Regions from separate parts of the Homo sapiens genome. Here all the other regions are linked to region 2. A link is a contact called in ENCODE Hi-C or POLR2A ChIA-PET data. All regions are on one chromosome and are shown on one strand. Each heading gives the region's core, a stretch centred on a gene start or an enhancer-like site at or near the end of the contact. The rest is flanking DNA. Distances are from core to core; before and after follow the strand shown.

The links. A loop is a pair of places that touch in the nucleus more often than their neighbours do. ChIA-PET counts read pairs that join two places held with the same protein, here RNA polymerase II (POLR2A). Pooled maps may share reads with other maps.
Region 1: a loop to region 2 is called in a pooled map, with 25 times the contacts of the local background. The contact joins the promoter of RAP2C-AS1 here to the promoter of ATP11C in region 2. A Hi-C loop is called at or near these places in 5 of 50 pooled maps.
Region 3: a loop to region 2 is called in a map of naive thymus-derived CD4-positive, alpha-beta T cell, with 25 times the contacts of the local background. The contact joins the promoter of MBNL3 here to the promoter of ATP11C in region 2. A Hi-C loop is called at or near these places in 1 of 168 maps with a recorded cell type or tissue (naive thymus-derived CD4-positive, alpha-beta T cell) and 6 of 50 pooled maps. POLR2A ChIA-PET finds 5 or more read pairs at or near these places in 1 of 52 experiments (MCF 10A).

The regions. Positions count from the first base shown.
Region 1 is chrX:132,217,075-132,219,774 of GRCh38, forward strand. It overlaps RAP2C-AS1 (RAP2C antisense RNA 1), which reads left to right and starts at 1,433. Exons shown (of 3, transcript NR_110410.1): 1 at 1,433-1,763. RAP2C (RAP2C, member of RAS oncogene family) reads right to left here and starts at 2,373. Exons shown (of 6, transcript NM_001271186.2): 1 at 2,296-2,373; 2 at 1,158-1,267; 3 at 842-938; 4 at 1-732. The coding sequence starts at 194. RefSeq lists silencers at 363-802, 813-862 and enhancers at 2,295-2,364, 2,695-2,700.
Region 2 is chrX:139,931,735-139,934,434 of GRCh38, forward strand. ATP11C (ATPase phospholipid transporting 11C (ATP11C blood group)) reads right to left here and starts at 1,319. Exons shown (of 30, transcript NM_001353812.2): 1 at 282-1,319. The coding sequence starts at 308. RefSeq lists silencers at 346-505, 546-785 and enhancers at 1,566-1,915, 1,956-2,005.
Region 3 is chrX:132,487,758-132,490,457 of GRCh38, forward strand. It overlaps MBNL3 (muscleblind like splicing regulator 3), which reads right to left and starts at 1,281. Exons shown (of 9, transcript NM_001386889.1): 1 at 1,094-1,281. RefSeq lists a silencer at 1,560-2,129.

The DNA.
Region 1 (2,700 bases), core at 183-2,682, 7.7 Mb before region 2:
GCAAACTGCTCAGTTCCTGCGGTGTCCAGAATTTCCAGCACGGAGGGGGAAGAGTCCACTTCGATCTCTTTGCGGTAGAAATCTTCAATGGTGGGGTCATATTTCTCAATGAAAGTCCCAGTGACAAACTGCACAGTAAGGGCAGATTTGCCAACCCCTCCACTCCCTAACACCACTACCTTGTATTCCCTCATGAGTCTCACCTTCACCAACTCCTACCAGAGGGGGGGAAAGATCACCCCGCTAGCTGTGGCGCGGCTAGACGAGGCGGAAGGTGGGCGGAAATCTGCGAACTGGGGAGGAGAGTGCAGAGGAGCAGAGGGCCCAACCGGGGAAGAAGAGGAAGTTACAGGAGGGGGAGGGGAAAGAGCGTAGAGTCGGGGAGGGTGGGGAAGGGATGGTAATGCCCTTCCTATAGGAACTGCAGCCCGAGCAGGGGGCGTGGGGAGGAGGGCGAGCCTGGGAAAAGCCCGGCGAGGGTGGCGAGGAGGCGCGTGCCCCCGGGAGGGAAAGGGTGGGGGCTGCGGCGAGGGGACCCTGCGGCGAGGCGGACGTCGGAGGAGCCCGCAGCCCGGGGCTGCCCGGCACTCCTCCCCCGCCCTTCACACAAAGGGGCCCAGGGACCCCGCTTCCTGCTCGCGCAGCCCAGCCGGCTCAGGCCTGAGGGCTCCGTTCCAGTTACCGCTGCCCGGGCGGGTTTCTGGGCCCCGGCTCCCGCGGGGGTCGTCCGGCCTGTGAAGGGGAGAAGGACGCACATTACCCGGCTGACCCCCGCCCCGAACCTGCGGCGCCGGCCGCCGCCTCCCCCAACTCCCACCCGGATCAAGCTACTGCCGCTTACCCCGCCGTCCGCACCCGCCCGGCCGCCGGGGAGGCTCTGTCACGCCAAGGCCATGGCCACCCGCTGGCTCCTCTGTCTCTCCGCTGCCCCAGCGCTGCTGCTCGCCGCGGGGAAAGAAGCGGGGGCCTTCCGCGGCGGCCGCAGGGACTCCAGGCGAACCCACCTCTTTTTTTTCTCACCCACCCCCCACCCCCACCCCCACCCCCACCCCCACCCCCACCAAGCACACACCCGGAAGGGTTTCCCTGACACACTGGCTGAGGTGCCCCAGTTCCCCGAGACTGGACGGGATCACTTCCGGTGGGGAAAGTCCCACCTCTTCGGGGCGAGCCGGGTGGCGCTGGAGCCGCGCCCTGCTGAGCGAGCGAGCCGGCCGGGGACGGTTTCGGGTCGGGACTCCGGCTTCGGGAACGGGCCTCTGGAAACCTGCGACGTCAGTCCTTACCCGCCCGCGGCTGCCGCGGACCGTCCCACCCCCAAACCCGTAGAAGCCCCTCCGACCTGCAACCTCCAGCCGCCCGGCCCTAGGACTTGAGCGGCTCCCTGGCCGGTGCGGAACCTGCGGGCTAATAATCTAGCGACCGGGAGAACGCCAAACATCCCTGGACTAGAAGTTGCAGGGGAAATCAAACAGCCCAGAAAGTTTATTCTCCTTGCTGGTATTTCTTCCACTTGCTATTTTGCTGAGAGATGCATGCAAACTACCCTTAGACTTTCAGATGCAGTGCGTTTTACTTAGCCGTGCCTGACAAACACACAGAACTTTTACCGTCTGGTAGATCCGCCTTGACTTTACCAGCGAATACTAAAGTCACTTAAAAAAAAATCACAAGGCTCGAAAACAGCAGCATTAGAAGTAGACTTTATGGTACTCTGCTCAGCTATGTTCTCATTTGATTCCAACCACTACACGGCAGAAAAGGTAACCAATATTCAAGAAAGATTTGATTGGAAACGGTTTAGGCCTAAAGACTAATTTATTTTAATCGTTGATTATGTATAACAATTTGCTTGGCTGGCTCTTACATGCTGAAGTTTTGTTTTAAAGGCCATCCTATGTAGTCTTTGAAATTCAAAAGCAAGTAGTAACTCTGGTGTTAGATTCTAAGTTTCTATTTTTAGATAAAATTGTTACTTCCGACTATCTTTCCCTTTGCTAGCTTTCTATTTGTAAACTTTGTGTCGGATCCACAGAGCCCCAGGGCCAGGAGTCTAGGCTGTATTTTAGGTGTGTCACTTTCTTTTCAATTCAAGCATGTACCCAGAAACCTGCGAGACTCAGTGGCCAGCCTAGCAAAAATGACTCCAAATTCCCTTACTTACAAGCCCTAAATGGCCAAACTCTATAAAGAGATTTATTACTCAGCCTAAATTGTTGGACATTAGAACACAGGCGAATCATAGTAGTGTGAGGTCCCACTGTCCCTCCCTGAGTATTCCCCAATGTCACTTACAGTCTTCAAAGGAGAGTTTAGTTCAATTTCTCCTTGACCTCAGGCCGGTGCCATCTCTCCAGCGAAGTCCCCAGCTCTGGCTCCAGCTGGCCTGGGCCCTGTGTCGTATCAGAGGCACTGCCCTCTGCTGGAAGGGGTTTGGTCTGTGAGTTATGAGTTTCCCCACAGGTCACTGCTCCTTTCACACGTGCTGTTGCCTGATTTGGAGCTCTGCTGCTCATCTCCCTGCCTAGCTGTCTCCAGACTGTCTGGTGGGATTCACAGCCCTCCACCAGCCGTGCTTGTAACTGAGTCTGGAAATTCCTCTTCTGATCCAGCCAGTGTTGAGCAATCGTGGCAAGTCTTTGCTCTATTACTAAACTGTCAAAGCAAGGAGTTCTTTTTCAGGTCATCCCACCTGTTGGC
Region 2 (2,700 bases), core at 69-2,568:
ACCCAGCCCGAAGGCGGCCCCCAGTTTCAGGCAGAGTTTGTAACAGCTCCGGGAAGCCCTGGTCGAATTGTCCTGGGGGCGAGGGTGGGATACCCCGAGAGCCCTACCTGCCTCCCCTCCCCGGCCGCCTGGGCACCGTGTTTCGGTGAAAAGGAAGAAGAGGGGTGGTGGTGTCTCCCAGAGACGTAACTGCCCCCTCAGAAAATTGTTGTGAGGGACCCGGCGAAGGGGCTGGCGAGCAAGCAAACCGGCACGCGCGGAGCCGCAGCGAGTGTACTTACAAAACGATTCAAGCTCCGGCGGAACATCGCGTCGAAGGCTGCCGGGCGCTGAGCTGGGCTCTACCGGGCTGTCTGGGAAGGCGCCGTCCACAAAACACACTGCGGCGTGGGCCGGCGGCGCCAAGCGGAGCAGCGAGGCGGGCGGCCGGGCCACCCGCTCGCCGCCTGCCCCCCTCGGCTCTCCGCGCTCCCCCGCCCCCCAGCCGCCCGCAGCCTAGCCGCCGCCCCGCCTCACTCGCGGCCCGCCCCCGGCCTGCCTGACCCGGGGGCGGCGGCCCCGCGGATCGCCCTTATCTGGCCCCGGCACCCCGGGCCGGCAGCTCGCGCAGCACCCACTGAGAAGGCGAGCCCGCCGCGCGGGGGAAGGATGGCGGAGGAGCGCGAGGCTCCTCCTGTGGGGAGGGGGCGCCCCCGTCTCTCCGCCAGCGCCGGGCTCGGCACCCCGCGGGATGCGCTCTTCCCCGACGCGGCACCACCGCCCGCCTCCCCGCTGGACTCCGCGGCCGCCCCCCTCGGGGCACGGGGAACCCTCCCGAGGCACCCCGCGCCTCACCTCGCCTCAGCCCGACACTACTCCCCTGTCTCTGTCGGGAGCCACAGCCTCCCTCGCCCCGGCCCTAACTCGTCCGCCGTGCCGCGCCGCGCCGTTTCGCTCGCAGCCCCTCCTCGGTCCGCGGCTGCCGCGCCGCCCCGCGCTCTGGTCCCGCACTCGGGCCAGGGAGCCTGGGTACAGCCAACCGGCCCGCCCTGAGCCAGCCGACGGCCAGACTCCCTCTTCCGGGCGTGGTGGAGCCGGGCTCTGAGGCAGGGCACCGTGAAGACCCCAGCGCGGGAGGGGCGGGGCGGGGTGCGAGGGGGGACTAGTTCTGAAAGCCCACCCTCCTCATCTGCACCGACGAGGGTTCCCCCTCGACCCTCGCGCCGCTGTACTCCCACCTACGCGGCTTTCCCTCCTCTCAGTCTTTCTCTCGTCCTGCCTGCCCACCTAAGCCTTCTTACTTCCACTTTCTCTGAGGTTGTAAAGTCAGGCTTTGTGTCGTTGCTGCTGCGCAGCGGGGCGGGATTTCCCTGACCCCCACCCCGCCCCACCCAGGCCCCTCCCGCTCGCCCCCTCCCCCTCCTTGCTCCCGGGGCAGCCTGGGAGTTGTAGTCCAACCGTCCCCCTACTTCGCCTGGTACCGCGGGCTGGGAGCTCCCCCACACGCTAGTCCCGGGTTTGCCCAGAGGGTTGAAGAAGGAAGCGCGGGCTGAACAGCGGGTTCTCCACGCCGGCCGGCTGGGTGTGGAGGCCGGGCGCACTCGGTAGCCTTCCTAGCGGTGGGACATGTGAGAAGGCTAAATTAGGCAAAGCTCCGAATCCTGGGAGCTTTCCCTGGAACGCAAAATGTGCGCATCAGGAAACCCTCTACACCCTCGGCCCCCAGCTTAGAGCTGGAATTTGCGAAACTTTAAAAATTACAAAAGAAAAGCGAGTCCAGAATTGCCACGAGGCTGGGCATCCCTCCCAACTACCACAACCCCACCCCTTTTCACCGCCCCTTAAGGCGGGGCCCAAGGCTGTTGGAGAAGAACTTGCAGATTCTTCTATAAAAGTCAAAAAGAAGGAAAGGGAGTTCAGAGACTCTTACACGAGTCTTCCGCCTCGCCGCGTTCTCCTGCCAGTTTAGAGCTGGGGACAGGGCCCAGCCACACCACAGGCCTTCCCAAAGGTCGCGAATAGGCCTTTACTACTAGGCATAGGCGCTTCTCCTTTACCCTCCGGAGTTCGGATTCATTTCAACAAACCTTTGCTGGGAATTTTCTTTGTACCAGGCACTGTGCCAGGGCTGGACACAGCGATTTCTTAAAAGACCTCCCCAACAGGGTGGTCGCAATCTGGTTGGGGGATACAAACAAGCGAAAATGCCACGTTAGAATTTAATAATAGCTAGAGTTCAAAGTGCTAGAGAAATAGGGGAGAGCGACATTGCATCTGAAAATGGGGTTTGGGAAGTTTTCCTAAAAGCCCTGGAGATTAAACTAGCCCTTGAAACGTGGGAAGGCTTTAGAGGGACCTGACTGAGCCCAAGGGGACAAAGTCCAGGGTAGAGGGAGAGGTCGGTGAAAAAGCGCAGGACAAACTAAGAAAGAGATCACGCTGTAGTGGCAGACGCCCAGGACGTGTAGGTAAGGGCGGCTCGAACGAAAGCTAAAATCTAAAACTCTTCAAAAACATGTTACGAAGTTTGAACTTCATTCTGCGATCAACGAGAAGCCCATCTCCCAATAAAATGCAAATGCAGGAGACCTAAGGTTTGTTCCCAAACTGTCCTAACTGCCAAGAAGTAAAACCAACCGTTTTCAATTCTTCCCCTCTTATGATTCCTTCTCTGCTCACAGTTGAGCCTGTATCTAATGATTTTTAAGATTTATGTTAAAT
Region 3 (2,700 bases), core at 31-2,530, 7.4 Mb before region 2:
GATTTTCATGGGCCAAGGAGAAGATGGAAATATAATCAGGAAAAATCCAAGGTGTCTGATAAGCCTCATTGTCTATTTACCTTTCACTGGAGGGGGAAACAAAACAAAACAAAATTCAGATAAATTGTATCAAGCATGGATGTTTAGTCATTCCCACATACCAACAATCTGTTTTCCAAACATTATATCAGTAATCACCCAAACGTTTATTCACTAAAGCAGGGAGTCCGCTTAATAAAAAAAGTACCAATCACTTCAAAATTAAATCTTGCAAGTTTTGTTTTAATTGATTCTTTCCCATGAAGTCTACCCACAAATACGGAGAGGCTGTGGGGATCCCAGCTCAATTTACAAACGATGTAAGAACATCTAGGAGAAAATAACTCCTTTAAAACATATTACTTTAATTAGAGCCACAATTAATTTATCTGTTTTATCTATCATCTAGCTAGCTAGCTAGCTAGCTAGCTATCTAAGAGTGCTCAGAAAAACACACAGTAGGTCTATTACCCTAATTATGAAACCACAACAAAGAATCACTTAAATGTCAACTTTCATTACTCGTCTGGGTTTAATTTCGTTTTCTTACCATAAAAGCTTATTGTGTGAGTGTTAAAAACTAAAGTTCCCTTTTTAATAGTCTCCTAAAATCTACTCTCATGCCCTTCAAACCCCAGTAGTAAAAGCGAGCTGCCCAAACGTGTTGACTCAGGGCAGGAAGAGACAAGGTTCTGCAAGGAAGCTGTGGCACTGCTCACGATATCGCGTGAAAATGGGGAAATTCGTTGTTAAAAAGCATTTGCTGATTATATGCCATGCAAGAAGTTCCTTTAAATTAAAAAGAAGAAAGTAGAAAAAAAGAAAGAAGGAAGGAAGGGGAGGAGGAAGAGAAGAGGAGGAAGAGAAGGAAGAAGAAAAAGGAGGAGGAGGAAAGGAGGAGGAAAATGATCAAAGCTCTAAAATCGCAACAAAGTTGCAGGATGACTTTTCCTCCTATTTGCTATTTTGTAAAATGAAGTTTAAAAGGCATTATTTCCTCGGCGTCCGAGGAAGGCAGCCTCTCTTACAAATCCCAATTCATCTCCAGCCTTACCTTACGCTGCTAGCGCAAACCCAGAGGCTAAGGGGCCCTGCTCTCAGCGGCAGCAGCAGGGGCAGCGGCAGCGACAGCGGCACATGCCATCTGTTAGCGGCAGAAGCAAAAGCAGCGCTGCGCGAGGTGGCCCCGGTGCCGGGAGAGCCTTTAGCAGGGGTGCATACTGAATGCCGCCATTTTAAAGCGAGGTTCCTGAAATCATTAGATATAAGCAAATTAAAGCCCGCCCCACCTCCAGAACTTCAGGGCTGGGACTTGCAACCCGGCTCCAAGTCGGCCGCTCTGGGGTATAAAATGTCAAGTCTACAGACACGCGCACGCTGACTCTCGGACGGAGGCGACGGTTCCCCCTCTCCCTTCGGCCCCCTTGACCCCTTCGTGCTTTTTGCAAGACTCCTTTCGGTTCCAGGGGCCAGAATACTTTCTTTTCTGGGCTCCTCGAGGCCCCTTCCCGGGGCCGGCCGGCGGGCTGTGGGAGGAGGGGACAAGGCCACGGGCCGGCCCTACCCGCTCCTCCCAGGCTCTTGGTTCAGTCCACTCGGAGCACACCTCGGAGCGCCCCAGCTCCCTCGCGGAGGCCGGGCGTGGGGCTCCCGCCCGGGCTCGCAGCTACCATAGCAACCCCGGTCCCAACCCCGCCCGGCCTTTGCCAAAGGCGTGCCCTCCTCCCGGGCCAGTGCCCTCCGCCGGACGCCAGACGTCCCCTCGCGCAGCCCCGCCGACCCCAGGCAGCCCGGGCTGGGGCCGCGCCTCCGTGCGTCCCGCGCCGGACAGACGCGGCACGCGGAGGGAAACGGCGCCAGCGAGGGGCTTTAGGCGCCAAAACGGAAACTCCCGCGAAACTCCGCGGGCCAGCGGAGCGCGGGCGGGCATCCGGAGCGCCGGACTCGGAAGCGGCGCACGCGGCCGCCCGGCCCCGCCCCGCCCGGCCAGGTAGCGCGGCGCCGCCGCCAACCTCACCTGGCTCCGCGCGCCGCTGCGGGACGGGCGGGAATGCGGCCAAGGGCCGCCCCGGCTCCCGCGCCCACCCCGGACTCTCTGGCCTCCGCCTCTCTCTCACTGCTCCCAAAGAGCGCCAAAAAGTCGCGCTGCGGCTCACGCTCGGAGTGCGGGCACTTTCTTCCTGTAGGGCGCTGTTTCGTCGCGAAATATATTCTTTGTGTGGTTCGCTCACTCGTGCCTGGTTCTCCGAGAGCGCAGCGCGGGCTTTATTCTCAGGGGGTGTGGCGCCTCGCCCCCAAACCCAGCAGCCCAGCCCCCGCTGCACAGACCCTTTGTCATTTCATTAGGAAGGGAAAGGGGGACAAATCATAACGCTCAGATTTTACAAAAGCGAAAACAAACGAAGCAGGCACACATCCCCAGAGGCGGGGTTGGGGTAGGGGTGCAAAGTTTCTGGCTCTTCAGGAACTGAAGTGCCAGTGAGAAAGGCAGTGTGGTTCACAGCGGGACGCTCATAGACACTTCCCAGACAGGTGAGGCGAAATGGGTCCTTTCAAAATTGATCTTAGTCGATGAATAAGTCCACTCGCTACAGGCTAAATAAATACATTCATACTCACCAGCTGCCTTCTTGGGGGTTTTATCTTTCATAAATGCCCCAA